Regions from separate parts of the Homo sapiens genome. Here all the other regions are linked to region 1. Evidence: read pairs that join two places in POLR2A ChIA-PET (ENCODE). Cell type or tissue: Panc1. All regions are shown on one strand. Links, peaks and the distances in the headings refer to the core of each region. The heading gives the core; the rest is flanking DNA.

Region 1 (4,573 bases), core at 205-4,204:
TGAGCATGCTGTTCCCTCTTGGGTAAGTGCTGGCTTCTTCTGGGCATGGGTCTCCTGAGCATTGACAGATACTTTTTCCAAGATGCTACACTCATTTTCCCACATGGAAGCAGACGCTGGCTGGCTAGTGGCAGTAGGCGAGGCTTGTTGTTCCCACCAAGGCATCCCAGTCAATCAACCCAAGACTTGTCTGCTCTTGCCTGTAGGGTCACCCCCATTCTTTGTGGGTATCAAGCACCCTTAGTGCTGCACCTACCTTTTGGGCCAGGATATTCCAACCGTTTTCTGGACTTTGGATTCAATTCAGTCCTATCTGCTTTCACACCTTTGGGAATTTCTCTGATCCACTGAGAGTTCTCTTTCTTGCTTTTCAGTGAGGCTGTGTACATGTTCATGTATATGTCAATGTATACATATGTGTGTGTGTGGGTGTATATATATATATATTTATAAATAGATATATATATGCACTTATTTCTTACATACTTTCTTCTCTCACTCCTAGGGTTTGTAGTGTATGCTCATTACCCAAGAAACTTCCTTCTTTATAACATTCACAGTCAACAAGCCATGGTCATAAAATCCATGAAAACAAAAATGGTATTTACATAGGACTCCTAGGCTGGAGGAGGAATCACAGCAAATTATTATGGGCAGAAGGGTAGGAGATCAACCAGTGAGGATTTTGTCCCAAAAGTTGAGGCTTCATTTTTGCAAATGAAATCTCACATGGAACCTTGGTATTTAAACCTAAAAAGGGCAGGCATGTGGCTCATGCCTATAATCTCAGCACTTTGGGAGGCCGAGGCAGGAGGATTGCTTGAACGTGGGAGTTTGAGACCAACCTGGGCAACATGGTGAAACCCACCTCTACAAAAAATACACAAATTAGTTGGGCATGGTGGTGCACGCCTGTAGTCCCCACTACTCAGGAGGCTGAGGTGGGAGGATCACCTGAGCCCAGGAGGTCGAGGCTGCAGTTAGCCATGGTTGTGCCACTGCACCCCAGCCTGGACAACAGAGGGAGACCCTGTATCAACAAAACAAAACACAACACCAACCTAAAAAGAATGAAGCTGCTCTGGTAGAAGGGGCCTCACCCTGAGAGATCGCTTATGAACATCTGGAGCTAAGAAGGTATTTCAAGTACGAGAACTGTCAATGGTGCTTTGGGGTCATGTGAGAAAGGAATAGAGACTAGTGTTTGCCAAGGTGGAGGGCACTGGTGACCTGCGTGGAGGTGTTGATGGAAGGGGGTGGTGATGAGGCTGAGTTAAATAATTAAAAGGAATGGGTATTTTTGGCCAGGCGCAGTGACTCATGCCTGTAATCCCAGCACTTTGGGAGGCTGAGGTGGGCAGATCACTTGAGGTCAGGATTTGAGACCAGCTTGGCCAACATGGTGAAACCCCATCTCTACTAAAAATACAAAAATTAGCCAGGCATGGTGGCAGGGACCTGTAATCCCAGCTACTCGGGAGGCTGAGGCAGGAGAACTGCTTGCACCCGAGAGGCGGAGGTTGCAGTGAGCCGAGATCGCACCACTGCACTCCAGCCTGGGTGACAGAGAGAGACTCCGTCTCAAAAAAGAAAGAAAAAAAGAATGGGTATCTTTTACGTTTTCATGATATACTTCTAATTTTTCCTTAAGACCTGGGTCCTAAATCTGAGGGAAACACTGGTTGATCCCTATCCACTGACTCCCATCTTCCCCGGAGCCCCGAGCTGCCAGGTGCCCTCCTGGACACAGTCCAGGTCCACTCTGAATTTGTGGCAGCTCTAAATATATAAATGAAATCAGGCACATGCTGAGCAGAAGACTCTTGGGGCAGCCCTAGCTCCTACTCAAACCCGAATGGGATGCTGGGGTCGTCCCTAAGGTCAGCAGGGCTGGGGCCTTAGCCCAGGGACCCCGTCTGATAAGAAAACCAAGTGGCTTTCTGAGGAAGAAGCCATAGGGGTTGGGAATCCCGCGAGCCGGCTCTGAATGTGTGCTCGCGCCGCCCCCTGCTGGCCGTGCCCTGACACTGCCCCTCCAGGGACAAGCTGGGCAGGAGGGTTAGCTGGGTGGGCTGGGCCAGACCTTGCCTGAGAAGGTGGTGCCGCTTTTGGGAAAACGTGTCTGAAGACTACCAATGTTAAAATCTGACGTGCTCAGCTTCACAAAATCCCAGCTGCCTGTGTGTGTGATTCCTACAAATGGCCCCCACATTATTGGAGAGAGACAATAAAATACTCTTTTGAAGGCCACCAGCTATGGGAAGGGGGACAACAAAACGTGAATTTTATGACAACCATTTGGTGCCCATAACAACTTCCTTTCTGGGGATATCTGATTTTTTTTTTTGTTTGTTTGTTTGTTTGTTTTTTTTTTTTTTTTTTTTTTTGAGACGGAGTTTCGCTTTTGTTGCCCAGGCTGGAGTGCAATGGTGAGATCTCAGTTTACCGCAACCTGCACTTCCCGAGTTCAAGCGATACTCCTGCCTCAGCCTCCTGAGTAGCTGGGATTACAGGCATGCGCCACCACGCCCAGATAATTTTGTATTTTTAGTAGAGACAGGGTTTCTCCGCATTGGTCAGGCTGGTCTTGAACTCCTGACCTTAGGTTAGCCTCCCGCCTTGGCCTCCCGAAGTGCTGGGATTACAGGCATGCGCCACCGCACCCGACACTTTCTGGGGACATCTGGGATAAGGCAGGGATTCTGCCTCATCAAAGTAATTTGAGGGTTGGAAGGTTGCAGCAGTGCATTTCTGCCATGCTAATGTGGACGTTGGGAGAATGGAGACAGCAGAGTCTGGAGGCAATTCATCAAGCTGTGGGTGGAGGTCTCAGGAAGGAAGCGGGCACCAGCTTCAGAGAGCCTCTCAATGAGATTGGCCACTGCCTCGGGTTTACCCAGGGGAAAGTGGAGGAGGTTAGTGCTGCCTGGGGGCCTGGCAAAGCCTTACTAGAAGAGGTATACCTTTCTCTTAACTCAAGCTAGCAGGAAAAGAGGTGAAGTGGACTACTGCTGATCCCCCCCCCCCTTTTTTTTTTTTCTTTTTCTTCTCTTTTTTTGAGACAGAGTCTCACTCTGTCACCCAGGCTGGAGTGCAGTGGTGTGATCTCGGCTCACTGCAACCTCTGCCTCCCAGCTTCAAGCGATTCTCCTGCCTCAGCCTCCCGAGTAGCTCGGATTACAGGTGCATGCCACCACACTCGGCCAATTTTTGTATTTTTAGTAGAGACAGGGCTTCACTATGTTGGCCAGGCTGGTCTCGAACTCCTGACCTTAGGTGATCTTCCCACCTCGGCCTCCCAAAGTGCTGGAATTACAGGCATGAGCCACCATGCCTGGCCTCTGATCCCACTTTCGGTTAGGGGTTTGGCTCTGGAGTTGAGGAAGCTCAGAATTGTCAAATCTGGAAGCTTGTGGGATCTCCTGGAGCCTCACTACTCAAAGGGCGGTCCAAGGAGGGCTGGACCTTGGAGCTCCCCATGGGAGCCACATCTCAGACATGCTGCATCAGAATCTGCATTTTTAACAAGACCCCCAGAGGATTGCACATTAAACAACCAATCAGGCCAGGCACAGCAGCTCACACCTGTAATCCCAGCACTTTGGGAGGCTGAGGCGGGAGGATTGCTTAAGGCCAGGAGTTCAATACCAGCCTGGGCAACACAGCAAGACCCTGTTTCTACAAAAAAAAAAAAAAAAAAGGAAAAATCAGCCAAATGCAGTGTAGTTTTAGCTACTAAAGAGGCTGAGGCAGGAGGATCTCGAGTCTGGGAGTTCGAGGCTGCCTGAGCCATGATCACACTACTGCTCTCCTATTAATAATGGGCAACAGAGTGAGACCCTGTCAGAGAGGAGAGAGAGAGAGAGAGAGAGAGAGAGAGAGAGAGAGAGAGAGAGAGAGAGAAGGCAATCAATGCTTACAAAACCGTGGTTGTCTACCTCCCAGCAGGTGGCTCAAATGTGCACTGCTTTAAACCCTGTATGTTGACATATGGAGGTGAGGATATGGAGGAACCCCCACTCTAGTAAGTATTCATATCTGTGGGTTTAAAGGCAAACCTTGCATGTGAGCAGAGAACAGAGAAGAAGGCTGCAGGAGCCCTGTGGGAAGACTGCAGCTGACAGGCTAAATGTCCCAGAATAAGCAAGTTCCACTGTGGGGCTGTGCCCGGAAGTCGCCTTGCCAGTAGGCAGGACATGTATACACCTTGATTTCTCAAGGTGCCCACATATGAAGGAAAAGACAAGGATTAGAGTTTGATGGTGCACACAACGTGGCTCGTCAGCACTTCTGAGCCCAGGAATGTTTTTGGAAACTATAACCAGGACGGGCTCTGCTTTCCTCGCAGCCCATCAGTTAGACGCTTTGATGTGGAGCTGGACCATGTCAGACACTTTGCTTGTAGTTTCTACCTTGGAGATGATGTATGAGTGGGAACAAAACAGATCAAGCCAAACCACTGTCCAAAGTAACATCAGCACTCTGAAAAATATCATCTGAACCTCTCAATTATCCTGAGGTAGGCATTCTTAGTATAATTATTCCCATAGGTAAATTAAATAAATAAATAAAT
Region 2 (4,573 bases), core at 160-4,159, 250 kb after region 1:
TCTTCCTGCCAAGACCTGATGGCAGCCTGGCAGGTCCTGTGGTGGCCCCTCCGAGGGCCGGCTCCCACGCCTCACCGCCTTTTGATGGCCTTGCTGGAGATGGGCAGCTGCAGTGGTCCCTGCCAAGGCCTCAGGACTGGCCTCCCTGAGAATGTGAGATCCCAAGTCTGGATCTCATTGCCACACTGGGAAGGAACTCTCCCTGCCCGTGCTCTGGGCCAACCAGCCTAGTGGGGATTGGCGCAAGGGCTGGGGGCCAGGGAGAGCTGGCCAGCCTGAGCTAATGGGGAAGCATCATTGGTAGTTAAATGTGTAGTTATGTTTTTCCCTACAAAAAGCCCCATGACCTCTTCTTCCTCAGGCTCTCCTCTCTTCAAAAGCAGCTCAGCCTGAAAGGTCCCCTGGGAGGCTGCAAGCAGCTTCCGGTGCTGCGTGCTTGTGAGTGCTTACTCCTGGGTCCAGGCCTGCTGGCTGGGCTGGAGGGGAGTGCCAGGAGCCAGGAGCTGCCCGAAGCTCACAGCTCCAGTGGGGTTTCTCCTCAGAGGAGCCAGTGCCCCAGCCCGGATTTACTCTCTTTGCTCTCAGACGCTAAGCAAGGCGTCCAGCAGGTCCATCCCTGAGCAAACAGCCAATGGGCAGGGTCTCTGTGCCTCATCCTCCCAAGTGTGAAATGGTCACAACAAGGAGATTTGTTTGTTTGTTTTTTTCCATGTGCTTCAAAACACTCTTCCATAATTGAGATTTTATTGGTTGTGTTGAGGCTCAATACACAGACATTTCAGTTTGCACACAGTTCTTATCATATGTACTGAAAATCTAAAAAGCCATGTATTGTAATTCTTTTTAAAAGTTATTCCAGTGACTTTCCAGCTTAAAATTTGGAGGTAAATTTTCCTTAAGAGGCTATCAAGTACCAGTATTTTCACATGTGGATAAGCTGTTACAAACATCCCACCAATACACAACTGAACAGCAAATACACCACATACTCAAATTTTCAATCTTTCACAGCACGTTAACAAAGTTACTAGGAAAACAAGACTACCACGACCAAGGATGTTACAGAGTGCACACAATTCTCACAGGGACGGCCGTGATCAAGTGGATTTCTTTAGGAAACAATTCTGCTAAAAATCAATATGAGTAGGCCCGGCGTGGTGTCTCACGCCTATAATCCTAGCACTTTGGGAGGCCAAGGAGGGCAGATCACCTGAGGTCAGAAGTTCGAGACCAGCCTGGTCAACATGGTGAAACCCTGTCTCTACAAAAATGCAAAAAATTAGCTGGGCATGATGGCAGATGCCTGTAATCCCAGCTACTTGGGAAGCTGAGGCAGGAGAATCGCTTGAACCCGGGAGGCAGAGGTTGCAGTGAGCCGAGATCACGCCACTACACTCCAGCCTGGGTGACAGAGCGAGACTCCATCAAAAAAAAAAAAAAAAAAAAAATTAACAACAACATGGGAATAGAAGTAATTTAAAATGCCCAGGACATTAAATGCAGGACTGTGACTCCATATTGCCATTTAGTATGCTTTCTATTATAGGATATAAACACTAACCCTCCATCTATGGAATGTTAAGCTGACACCCAAGACAGTCAAAGCCTCCCAGAATTCAATAGCCCACACTATTTTCTGGTTGTACCAAAAAACAAACAAGCAGCAAATGGTTTCACCTTTTTAAAATAAGCATTTACACTTAAAAAATGAGATTAGATGTGATTCCCTCCTTCTTAAAAATGTTTCTAGGCCGGCCATCGTGGCTCACACCTGTAATTCCAGCACTTTGAGACACCAAGGCAGGCATATCTCTTGAGCTCAGGAGTTCGAGACCAGCCTGGGCAACAAAGTGAGACCCTGTCTCTACAAAAAATGCAAAAAAGGAGCCAAGCATGGTGGCATGCACCTGTGGTCCCAGCTACTCAGGAGGCTTAGGTGGGAGGATGGCTTGAGCCTGGGAGGCAGAGTGCAGTGAGCTGAAATGGCACCACTGCACTCCAGCCTGGGCATCAGAGCCAGACCCTGTCTCAAAAAAAAAAAAAAAAAAAAAAAACACTATTATTTTGTAAACTTGCATTTACAAAATAGTTGATGAAAATATATACTCGATTGTACAAAAAGGGAGATGGGGACCACTGATAAAACATGGTATGTGATTTAATCAGACTTGGCTTCCTTCTCTCCAGCTTCATCAGAGGCTGATTTTAGTTTCTCCGTTTTCTGCAGGTAAATCTTCTTTAGTTTCCTAGTTAGCCACTTAGCCTGTTTTCCCTTTGCCCCCCTTTCCCTTTTTGTTTGCACTTTTTTGTCCGAAGATTTATCCTTCTCTGCTGCCTGTTTCAGCTTTGTTTCCACTTTTGCAAGAGCAGGTTAGTTGACAACCGTGCCAACCTCCTCCTGGGCTCTTCCTTGGCAGCAGCGTCTGTGGAGCTGATCTTCCTCTTCCTCTTTGGCAGTGGGGAGGGCGTATGCCCAGTGTTGCCGGCCGTGGAGGAGCTGGGCTGCCTCAATGCTCACAATAAAAAGATTTGATGAAGGTGAGGAGGATTAAGGGAGGAGACCACCCCTCATATTGTCTTATGCCCAATTTCTGCCTCCAAAGAAAGAAGAAGTAAAAACTAAAAGGCAGAAATGGAATCTACAGGCAGATAGCCCAGCACTGCGCCCTGGGCCTGGTAGTTAAAAATCAACCCCTGACTTGGCTGGGCGTGGTGGCTCACGCCTATAATCCCAGCACTTTGGGAGGCTGAGGTGGGCGGATCACCTGAGGTTGGGAGTTGAAGACCAGCCTGACCAATATGGAGATATCCCGTCTCTACTAAAAATGCAAAAAATTGGCCAGGTGTGGTGGCATATGCCCGTAATCCCAGCTACTCAGGAGGCTGAGGCAGGAGAATCGCTTGAATCCGGGAGGCGGAGGTTGTGGTGAGCCGAGATTGCGCCACTGCACTCCAGCCTGGGCACAAGAGCAAAACTCCATCCCAAAAAAAAAAAAAAAAAAAAAAAAGAAAAATCAACCCCTGACCTAACTGCTTGTGTTATCTGTAGATTTCAGACATTGTATGGAAAGGCATCATGAAAATCCCTGTCCTGTTCTGTTCCATTCTGATTACCGGTGCATGCAGCCCCCAGTCACGGATCCCCTGCTTGCTCAATCAATCATGACCCTTTCACGGGGACCTCCTTAGAGTTGTAAGCCCTTAAACGGGACAGGAATTGCTCACTTGGGGAGCTCGGTTTTTGGAGACATGAGTCTGCCAGTGCTCCCAGCTGAATAAAGCCCTTTCCTTCTACACCTCAGTGTCTGAGGGATTCTTGTCTGCAGCTCATCCTGCTACATGATGAAGCCGGGAGAGGAGCAGGCTGTAGCCCAGCCTCTGCTGGGAGAAACTTTGCCGGAAGAGCAAAAATAGAGGGGCCTGTTGGTGGCAGGTGGGGAGAGGAGAGAGCTTTGTGTTGGCTGGGGTCCACACTCAACCCAAGTGTTACCAGAAAGAGGTCCTGATCCAAACTTCAAGAGAGGGTTCTTGGATCTAACCCAAGAAAGAATTCAGGCATGTCTGTAGACTGAAAGCAAGTTTATAAAGGAGTGAAGGAATAAAGAATGGCTATTCCAGAGGCAGAGCAGCCCTGAGGGCTACTGGTTGCCCATTTTTGTGGTTATTTCTTGATTATATATGCTAAACAAGGGGTGGACTATTCATGCATCCCCTTTTTAGACCATATAGGGTAACTTCCTGACGTTGCCATGGCATTTGTAAAGTGTCGTGGCGCTGGCGGGAGTGTAGCCATGAGGACGACCAGAGGTCACTCTTGTGGCTATCTTGGTTTTGGGGGATTTTGGCCGGTTTCTTTACTGCAACCTGTTTTATCAGCAAGATCTTTATGACCTGTATCTTGTACCAATCTCCTATCTCACCCTGCAACTTAGGATGTGTAACTGTCTGGAATGCAGCCCAGTAGGTTTCAGTCTCATTTTACCCAGCTCCTATTCAAGATGGAGTTGCTCTGGTTCAAATGCCTCTGACACTGGGACGTCGGCCCCCAAATGTGGTACCAGGGGGACATGGCCCAGGGCATCTTCAGCATGGGCCTGTCCTGTGGGGGATGGCAAGGAGAGACATCAGTGTTCTGGATGTAGGTCCGGTCCGGTACCCCGAGAATGGAGTGCCCCAACGTAGGTCACAGCCCACTTGAAGCAGCTGCAGATGGCAGCCTTGTAGAGGCAATGCAGCCTGCAGCCTTTCCCAGTGGTGCAGGGGCCAAGAGAAAAACATTCTCTTTGCCATCTGAAGGTCCACTGAGAATCACTGACAAAAGGCAGACTAACAGGCCAAAAAGCATACAAACTTATTTGATCACAATTTTATGTGACAGAGGAACCTTCAGAATCAAGACCCCAAAGATACAGGGGAAGCTGTCTATTTTTATGCTTAGGTTCAGAAAAGTATGAGTGGTTGTGCAGAACTATGATTGGACAAAACTCTAATGCTAATAGGTTGAGTGGGGAAATGCAGCAAGTCCTGTCTGTATATTTTCTTCTTGGCCTCTCTACGCAGCATTCCTTCCTTC
Region 3 (4,573 bases), core at 160-4,159, 150 kb before region 1:
AAACTATATATTCTCATAGAAGAACCTAGATTGCTGGTTGTGCGGGGTGGGGAGTGAAGAAGGGGTGGAGAGAGAGAACCCAGTCTTTCTGAACTGGATGGGGAAGGAAAAACAAAAGCTCTGCGAAAGGGCTCAAAGAGGGAGCCCTATCCTCCTGTTAGAGGAGCCAAGGAGGGAAGCAGCGCCATGTAGGGCTAGACACAGGGGCCCAGACACCCCCTCCACTCACTGGTTCCTGTTCTAGCTCCAAAGCCCTAGGGAAGCTTCTCCTGGCCTTGACCGTGTGTGTGTATGTGTGCGTGTGTGTGTTGTGGGGGGAGGTGCTCTCTGCCCTGGGCGAAAGCTCAGTTCTGCTCCGGAACCCCAGCCATCTCCTGGAGAACTTTATCTGATTCTCCTTGCGGTCTGGTAGACTTGGGCCACCCCCTCCCCCATTTCCTATTGAATTCCTGGCGTCTGGTAGCTGGCGGCAACTAGGGCGACCTACCAACTTTTCCCCTGGGCATTTTCTCACTCCCTTCACCCCCCAGTGCTTTCTTTTCTTCTCCCAGCGCTCCTTTTGAAAGGAGGCACCCAGGCCGAGAACGTGTTCTGCAGTTTAACTACTTCCAAATTCTTTGTTCAGGTCACCCCGGGACTCCATTGTCCGCTATTGAGAGCGCGGGCAGGCCGCCGGGTGCGCCTCTGCCGTGCAGGCCTGAATCCATTAGGCCACCGATCCGGCCCCTGCGGCCCATTGACGCGCCTCCCTCGCCCGAGCGCCTGTGGCCCCCCTCCCTTCCCCTCCGCTCCCACCCTCAGCTGCCTTTTGGACTCCGCGGTGGAGTCACAGAACGCTGCGGGTCCGCCCGCGGGGGTTATTTGGGTCTCGCTCTGTCTTGAGGGGCTGGTCACGGTGCAGCCTCGGATGATTCTTGTGGGCTGTGTCCTATCCTGCAAGCCTCTTCCGGGGTGCTGCCCAAATTCTACTGCTTGGCTGCTGGGTACTACTTGGACCTGCAGGGCAGATTTTGTGGGGGCTGCAGCCCCAAACTCAGGAATGGGGGTGGGGGAAGAACAGCCAGCAACATCCTTCCTCCAGCTTCTCCAGCTTTCCAGCTGCTCCCCCACAGCCCGGATTTCTGTTCCTCTCTTTCCTCCAGGCCTGCGCCCTCGAGCTTCCAGTAGGGTCAAGCCTCTCCTGAGCTGGGGGAATGAAAGGGGGGCCATCCAGTTTCAGGGGGTAGCACAGCAGGGAGGGCCGGCCGGTTCCTGCCCCAAACACGCGCTCATGACGCCCTCGAAGGCTGGTCTCCTCAGGAGGGTGACTTTCCCCCAGCTCACTGGAAAAGAGGCAAGAGTCGCTCTGGCCTCAGATGCACGTTCCAGGCTCCCAGGGTGACAGGGTACGGCTAGGGGGAGGAGGCTCATCCGCCCCTGAAGCCTCCTCCTCTCCTGCCTCAGGACTCAGGGAGACGCAGAGCTTGGGAGTCCCCAGGGGGCTCAGCTCTGAGGTGCGTGCCTGGGGAAAGTCGAGGTTCAGAGGAGCAGCGCCCCCAGAGCCAGTGTCCAGAAAAGTATGGCTTGCCGTTGCGTATCTTTTTCTCGGCGCCTGAAGGTTCCCTAACCCCGTAGCGAGCCTGTTCCTCCTGCTGTGGGGTTACTGGGTCACTGAGTCCAGGGCGAACATCGACGCCCAGCCACGGGGCTTCTCGAAATCACTCGGGCCTCTGCTGGGGCCCGCCTTCTCCAGTCTGAGAATCGGCCAAACCCTTCCCGGAAGCTTAATTCCAGGAGAGAGCCGTGGAGGAGCCACGGAGGCCGGCGCGGGTACCAGGAACGGGGGCGCAGGGAAACTTGGCCGGAGAAAGGGTGCGGATGGGGGTGCAGGGCGCAGAGGCGCAGGCTGGATGGTGGGCGCCACTCCCCGCCGGCCGAAGAGGGAGGGAGGGAGGGAGAAGAGGAACGGGTGGTCTCCGCCGCACCTTCCCTGACAGCTTGGCCAGGACCGCGGGTCGCGGGGCGCGGGGCGCCGGACCTCGTGGAACCGCCGCGGCCTGGATCGGCTGCGAGGAGCCAGCTAGCGCCCCCTGGCGCCTCCGCCGAGCCCTCACAATGCCGTCGCCCAGTCCCCCATCCCGCCGGATTCCAGACCTGAGGCTGAGGAGGCTGGTGTCCGCGCACCCCCGAGACCTCGCCGGACTACGCCAAGCCTCTTAGAGGACGTAGGAGCTCCTGAAGGTCTCCCACGCTCCAACCCACGGCCTCCGCTCGTCCTGCCCACCCGCCCCGAGTGCTCCAGTCGGCGGTGCTGACCTCGCAGCTCTTCCGCCCCATAAGCTTGGCTCTGCGCGCTGTCCAACAGCGCCCTCTGGTGGGCGTTCCGGGGAGATGCAGGTGAGCGCGGCTGAGGCTGCCACCGATGTCGAGAACGGCTCGGGACCCGCGCAGCGCGGGCGGTGCTTGGGCACCTGCCTGGCGGTTTGTGGCTAAGTGTAGGGGACGAAGATGCAGTAATCTAAGGAGAGCTGGGCACCTCTTTGCCTCTCAACCACTACAGGTCAGGAAACAGAATGAGGGACAGGGTGAAATCTCACCTCCTCTTCCACCTAAGACTGGCACCTCTGCTATCTTGGCCTCCTTCAGGAAGGCTTTCTGGAGACTGAAGCGGACGGGGCAGGTTTGGGACCTTACCCTCGATTCTTGCAGCCTGGCAAGAACCCTGCCTTCATGGCAGGTCCAGTCCATTTGCAGCTTTGCCCTCCCCATCTCAGTGGCTTTCTTTTCCGCCAGGGTCCCTCTCATATCTGCAGGGCCTCAGAAAATTAAGAAATAAAAGCCCTTTCTCATCAGATCCGGAGATCCCTTATTCCAAGGGCAAGGTGGGAGATGGGCAAGAGGTAACGATGAGATGAGCGAGCAAGGCCCGGGATTTGGAAGGTCTGGAGATGTTTCCCCAGGCTCCCAGCCCCGTGACATGAGTGTCCTTTCAGGCTCAGCATGGTGTTCTGTCTTCAGTCTGGCCACGCATTTCGATGGCTTTTTGACATTCATTCACTTATTCATTCAACATATATGTGCTGAGCTCCTGCTATATGCCAGGCACCGCTAGGGATAAAGCTCAGAAAGGGTAAGTAATGTGCTCAAGGTCACACAGCTGGAATCTGCCGGAGCCACAATGCAGCCCCAGCCACTCCAGCCCTACCTCTCCCCTCTCACCTGGATGACTTCAGAAGTCTCCTAATTGGGGCTCCACCTCAGAACTCAGCCCCCTCCAATATGGCATCCACACTGCTGGGGAGAGAGCTTTGTAAAAGGCCAATCTGATCATGTCTCTTCCTTGCTTGACAAGGGTCTTCTGGCTCCAAGAGAAAGCCTCGAGTCCCTCACAGGCATACAAGCTCCCCCTGAGACTTGTCCCCCTGAGAGCCTTGTTCCCATTTTCAGGAACCCGACACTCCAACCATCCCAGGCATCTCTCATTTCCTTAAGGCCCAAGCTCTTGCACCCCTCCCTGCCTTTGTGTGACCCTACAGTGTCTCTGCCTGGAATACTCCTCCCTCTGGGGTGTCTTTCAGATTCTCGGTGAATGTCACTCCTCCATGAAACTTTCTGACCTGAACATATCCATCGTGGCCTCTTCCTTCACCTAAAGACTGGATGGGCCTAACTGGCCATACTTCTATGTCCTTCATCCTCCCTTCCCCGCTGACAACTAATTAATTGAAGCTGGCATGGCCACTGACCCCCGAGGGCTAATCCCTGGTCTGGCCTGAATGTACCAGGGTCTCTCCTGAGCACTGAAGTGAGACCTGGACTGGGAAGGTGTGCAGTGAGCAGGGGGAGCTCAACAGCCTCTGGAGTCAGTGCTGTGGTCAGGTGATAAGGGGACAAAGAAACTGGGAAAATGGAGCAGGCGAGTCAATAAACTAGCGGAGAAAAGGCCATGGGACTGGCAAGAGATAAAGGGCAAGAGAGAGACTTTCTCAGATGGCTTATGCCCTGCCCTAGCAGGAGTCTTACTCCTTTCCTCTGGCCTGCTTTGCATAGGATTCTGTCCTCTGCTCCTGCCAGCCCTCTGACCCCAACCCCCTTCTGCCAAGCCCGGCCCTTTTTCTCTGTGTGCCTTCCCGCCTAAGCAGCCCCTGGGCTGTACTGCAGGACATCTAGCACGTCTCATGGTGGCCAGCCTCCTGAAGGGCTGGCACCATTCAGAACTGGCATAATTCAATTTCCCCAGAGCCAGCAGCAGGCACGCCACCACGTGGCAATTGTGACAAACACAGTTTGCAATCCATTTGGACGCCAGCTCAGAATGATGAGTTTATTGATTAACGTTTAAAATGTTTTAGGATTTGCATTTTTCAGATTTGTTCACAGGGTGAGAATTTGCTAACAGTTAACGATTACCGAGTGGGTATGCTGTGCCAAACACGACTCCAAGCACTTTGTTATTAATCTTCACAGCTGTGCTTATGCCAGAGCTGCTCTTACTATCCTCACCCGGCAGATGGGAAAACCCAGGCACAGAGAGGTTAAGCAATTTGCCTCAAGTCTCAGCTAATCAGCAACTGAAACAGGATGAGAGCCCAGA

What was found. ChIA-PET counts read pairs that join two places held together with the same protein. Peaks named below come from ENCODE experiments on the same cell type or tissue, not always from the same donor. Only the 100,000 strongest peaks of a DNase experiment are listed, where the experiment ranks them.
Region 2: POLR2A ChIA-PET joins it to region 1 with 8 read pairs; 2 of 35 experiments call an interaction of 5 or more read pairs at or near these places.
Region 3: POLR2A ChIA-PET joins it to region 1 with 8 read pairs; 2 of 35 experiments call an interaction of 5 or more read pairs at or near these places.

The regions. Positions count from the first base shown.
Region 1 is chr15:89,204,459-89,209,031 of GRCh38, reverse strand. No RefSeq gene overlaps it. Among named protein-coding and RNA genes, the nearest start is that of RLBP1, 15 kb to the left of the region's middle. RefSeq lists an enhancer at 1,731-1,800. In Panc1, for the core only: CTCF peaks have their summits at 2,012 (motif pointing left) and 2,277; a DNase peak (open chromatin) is centred at 1,991; H3K4me3 peaks cover 395 bases.
Region 2 is chr15:88,950,435-88,955,007 of GRCh38, reverse strand. It overlaps the pseudogene LOC124903572. Among named protein-coding and RNA genes, the nearest start is that of MFGE8, 39 kb to the right of the region's middle. In Panc1, for the core only: no CTCF peak of the experiment used is centred there; no DNase peak of the experiment used is centred there; H3K27ac peaks cover 1,164 bases.
Region 3 is chr15:89,356,549-89,361,121 of GRCh38, reverse strand. It overlaps LOC124903549 (a long non-coding RNA gene), which reads left to right and starts at 2,456. Exons shown (of 2, transcript XR_007064750.1): 1 at 2,456-2,539. RefSeq lists silencers at 1,843-1,892, 1,953-2,012, 2,070-2,364 and an enhancer at 2,073-2,352. In Panc1, for the core only: CTCF peaks have their summits at 2,098 (motif pointing left), 2,300 (motif pointing left) and 4,037; a DNase peak (open chromatin) is centred at 2,311; H3K4me3 peaks cover 922 bases; H3K27me3 peaks cover 1,468 bases.